Linked DNA regions of Homo sapiens: region 2 is linked to region 1. A link is an interaction called in ENCODE POLR2A ChIA-PET data of the cell type or tissue named here. Cell type or tissue: Caco-2. All regions are shown on one strand.

The links. ChIA-PET counts read pairs that join two places held together with the same protein. Peaks named below come from ENCODE experiments on the same cell type or tissue, not always from the same donor. Only the 100,000 strongest peaks of a DNase experiment are listed, where the experiment ranks them.
Region 2: POLR2A ChIA-PET joins it to region 1 with 12 read pairs; 2 of 35 experiments call an interaction of 5 or more read pairs at or near these places.

Annotation. Positions count from the first base shown.
Region 1 is chr5:101,259,640-101,262,139 of GRCh38, forward strand. All of the region lies in intron 2 of LOC107986438 (a long non-coding RNA gene), which reads right to left. Among named protein-coding and RNA genes, the nearest start is that of ST8SIA4, 360 kb to the left of the region's middle. In Caco-2, no CTCF peak of the experiment used is centred here; a DNase peak (open chromatin) is centred at 1,372.
Region 2 is chr5:101,146,027-101,148,526 of GRCh38, forward strand. No RefSeq gene overlaps it. Among named protein-coding and RNA genes, the nearest start is that of ST8SIA4, 240 kb to the left of the region's middle. In Caco-2, no CTCF peak of the experiment used is centred here; no DNase peak of the experiment used is centred here.

The DNA.
Region 1 (2,500 bases):
ATGATTTTATCAGAGGTTTCCGCTTTTGTGTCTTTCTCATTTTTTCTTTTGCTGCCATCATGTAAGAAGTGACTTGCAACTTCCACTATAATTCTGAGGCCTCCCTAGCCATGTGGAACTGTAAGTACAATTAAATCTTTTTTCTTCCCAGTCTTGGGTATGTCTTTATCAGAGGCATGAAAATGAAATAATATACTGAAGAAGTCCTAAATTAATGAAGAGATATATGTGCTTATGAATTGATATACGTGCTTATGAATTGATATACATGCTTATATATTGTAAAGATGTACGTGCTTATATATTGTAAAGATGTCAGTTCTTCCCCAAATAATCCACTGATTAGATGGAATCTCAAACAAAACTCTCTCAGGCTTTTTGGTAGATATCAATAATACTATACTCAAATTTATATAGGAAATCTAAGGAACTGAAATAACCAAAATACTTGAAAAAGAGAAATTTCTAGGATCATAATGATACAAACAACTAAATATATAAGTAAATGGAGGACAGGGATATATCTCTTCACGACAGAATAAGTCTGAATAACAAATGTAAAATTAATGATAAAAATAGACGATTAGTATTAAAACCCCACATTAATAATTTTCACAAGCAGTGTCCACTGGGATGATGCTAACGTTAGTGGGTAAAAATTTAAGCAGAAAGAGATATCTCATAGCTTCAAATGTCCCTCTCAAAATATTAAATGTTTACAAGGGGAAAAAAGTAACAATGGAGAATCATTGCAGACAGTACCTTAACCGATGATCAAGTTAACATCACCAGTAACACATATCTTCACCAAGAACTACCCAATACAAGAGAGTAGGAAGGACATATCAGAGTTGTGGCATTGTTTCCAATAATATATAAGGTATATGTAATAATGGAGACACTTCAGAAGAAAACAAATTGGAGGACATTCTATAATGTAACTGACCAGAATTCTTCAAAAGTTTCTAGGTGATGTGGTTTGGCTGTGTCCTCACTCAAAGCTCATCTTGTATTCCCACATGTTATGGGAGGGACTTGGTGGGAGGTAATTGAATCATGGGGGTGGTTCTTTCCCATGTTGTTCTCCTGATAGTGAATATGTCTCATGAGATCTGATGGTTTTAAAAGGCAGAGTTTCCCTGCACAAACTGTCTCTTTGCCTGGTGACATCCATGTATACTGTGTCTGTCCTGCAGACTCTGGACAAGCGATGGATGAAAGAAGTATGCAGATATTTTGCGTGAGCGTGACTAAGGGACTGCTCAGCTTAGAGATGCCGAAGAGAGAGTGCAGTCTCGATAAGCCTGAGTCGCTTGTATTTATTCAGTACAGATTTTATGATAAAGGCTTGGAGCTAACACAACCTGTGGATAATTAACATTGTTATTCCCCCTTTCAAGGAGCAGTCTTGCGTGGGGATGATCAAAGGTCAGTTTCTGGACACCATAAGTAAATAAACTTATCTAGATAAACTCCTTTACACTCCCTTGCATCTACTTCTCACCCTCTGCATCAGGGTAAGGGAATTAGCTGCATTCAGCTTTTATTCTCTCCCGAAGCTTTGCAAAACCTCCCGGCCTTCCAAGAGGGTTTGCGTCTTGTCCTAGAAATTTTCTTATAATTTTTCCCACCACCCTGACTGATCTCCTACACATGTAAGATGTGGCTTGTCCTCCTTGCCTTCCACCATGATAGTGAAGCCTCCCCAGTTACGTGGAATAGTAAGTCTATTAAACCCTTTTTCCTGGATAAAGTACCCAGTCTTTGTATTGTATTTATCAGCTGCACAAAAAGAGACTAATACAGTAAATTGGTACCAGTAGAGTGGGGTGCTGCTGTAGATCCCTGAAAATGTGGAATCGACTTTGGAACTGGTTTACAGGCAGGGGCTGGAATAGTTTGGAAGGCTTAGAAGAAGACAGGAAAATTTGTGAAAGTTTGAAACTTCCTGGAGACTTGTTGAATGACTTTGCCCAAAATGCTGATAGTGATATGGACAATAAAGTCCAGGCTGAGGTGGCCTCAGATGGAAATGAGGAACTTGTTGGGAACTGAAGCAAAGCTGACTCTTGTTATGTTTTAGCAAAAAGACTGTCATCATTTTGCCTCTTCCCTAGATATTTGAATTGAGGGAGATGATTTAGGGAATTTAGTGGAAAAAATTTCTAAGCAACAAAGCATTCAAGAGATAACTTGGGTGCTGTTAAAGGCATTCAGTTTTAAAAGGGAAGCGGATCATAAAAGTTCAGAAAATTTACAGCCTGACAATGGGATAGGAAACAAAATCTCATTTTCTGAGGAGAAATTCAAGCCAGCTGCAGAAATTTGCATAAGTAGCGAGGAGACAAGTGTTAATCACAAAAACAATTGGGAAAGTGTCTCCAAAGCATGTCAGAGACCTTTGTGGCAGCCCTTCCCATCATGGACTTGGAGATTTAGGGGGAATAAATGGTTTTGTGGACTGGGTCCAGGGTCTCTCTGCTCTGTGCAGTCTAGAGAC
Region 2 (2,500 bases), 110 kb before region 1:
AAAATCGTTTCAGTCCGTTTATGCCCTCAATTCCTTAAATTTAGAGAGTCAAATTAAGGTCACAACGTACACAGTAAAGACATACCTTTCTGTGTCCTTCTTCCCCTCTTCCCTGCACCACATCCTCAACCAGTCCCTGAACATCAATGGGGTCAGGCTACGTTGGTGGCCCTGTCAAAAATTCTGATTTATCAAAATTTTAAAACTAGAGACTGATGTTTCTTTTACTGTATTAATCCACTGTATTATAGACTTTGGAAATATTTGTGCCTAGTTTTCTAAAGCAACCTTTATGAGCAGTTTCATGGATCTAGCTGTCAAAATTTTTCAGTCTATGCATGCACTTGCTGTGAATAGGTGGCAGTTAATGAAAGTTGAAATCACAAACAGCAATGAATTCACTGATCTTATGCTTTTTCCAATGCCTTGCTTGAGTCTGAAATAATTTTACAGCTATTATTCCACTTCCGGACTTTGATAAAACAAAATAAATGCTTCAAATATATTCTAGCAACAGAGTAAAAAATGGTAGTGTGATTTTATTTTTCTTATCAACATCACATGTATATGAAGAAGATAAATTTCAAGTTCTAAGAAAAGAAAAAATTGATTTGTAACCGAGTTAAACAAGTATGGAAATTCATGTTGAAATTGAAACTATGTATAATACAAATAAAAATTAATGATTGTATACATTTTTCTAACATGAGTAGATATAAATATGATTTTAATTATAATCAGCAGCACTATGGTTATAGGATGAAAAATGACATCATTTTTGTCGATATTGATAAAATAATAGTTGTTGCTTTTCAATTTGGGCAGTATTACTTTCAGTTTAATGTTGGTAATTCTGAGTAGACCCAAGACATAGAGAGGGAGTTGTTCCTCTTGCTGGCTTTCTTCTATGTAAGAGTTACATTGTGAAGCAAATGAAGTAATAATGATTCTAGACTTTCTCCTTAGAAACGAAAAGCAGAATACTGAAAGAATACACCTGTTTTGAAGTCTGATAAATAACCCTCATCTATTCAAGATCCAGAACAAAGGGTAAGATGGCACTAAGAAAGCATGAACAAATACAAGAGAAATAAGACTGAACACACACACACACACACACACACACACACACACACACGCAACTTTTTATGTAAATCAATATAAATGTTAACCTAAAAGTTCACCTTAAAATTTATGTTTAATTTGTTTTTGGTTTACATCGATATCTGTAACACTTTTCTCAAGAGCATAACCATGTTCTATTTTACCTAGCATTCATTTCATTAGATGTGAACGTTGATCCTTCAAAGAAAGGAACCCAAAACAAAAATAACATACACAGCATTATAAAATTAAGGTTATTAAAAAAGACATTTCTTTGAGAACAGTATAGGCAATATACTCTGCAGTGAAGACTAACAAAGTCAGCATTTCCTTTCCTTTTGTGCATTTGGTTTTCTGGACCTTGTTTTTGTTTTTGTAGCTGTATGGTCAAATCTAGTTATATTAAGGCATAACTGTTGTCATTTAAATCCTGTACATCCTCAATCTTTTCTCCTCACTGGCTGTCTTTTAACCATGGCTTTTAAGTACTTGTGTACCAGTATGGTTCTGTGATCTGATTCTGTGTCTCCTGTCAGCTTTCAGACTAGACAAAGCGTTACCATTTTGGCCACCCCAATTACTGCTGATATTGCTCTTCATTGTTGAAAGTTTATCCTTTCTCTACCTTCTTCCACATCTAGGACTCATCTTTGGATATTTCTAACAATAGCTTAACTAATAGATAAAATGTATATGTAATTGTCGCCACAGTATATTGTCTATGACAACAAAAAAGGGACTTCGTAGTTGAAATTTATAAAAGAACTAGTTTTCCAGCAAGGTCACTAGGATAACTGTCCCTCAAACTTGAGACCAAGCTTCCTATATATGATACTGCTTGGTTTCTGCCTTTCAAGACCCCTGTTCAACATCAATGAGGCAATAGCAGAACATTTAAAAGAAAATTATGATTTTTGGATACAGGGACATAAGTTTGCCATTTAACCCTTCATTCAGTGTGTTTACTGTCTCCAAACAAAAGTGAGAAACATTCCCAAATTTAAGATGAAAGTATCTTAAATAAAAATGTATAGTAAGCCTAAGCATACCAATATTTAGAAGCACATTCACTATACTTAGACATTTTATTTTACTTCTACTGGAGTTAATTAAAACAAAAATTGAAAGTAGTCCCTCTATACGAAAGGACAATACTCATGATAATTTTGGCTTTCTTGTACTCTCTTTCCAAGAACAGATGACATTATGAAAAACAAAGGAAGAAAGCCAAACTTATTCACATCTCATGAAAAATCATAGAAAGATAAACATTTAGTAAAAAAAAAAAATTAGAGTGAGAGAAGAATCCAGTGATTAATAAATCTGACACTGTCAGTTACCTATGAGGGAAACAAGCCACAGAGTTGTTTTTGACCTAACTAGTGCAGCACCCAAA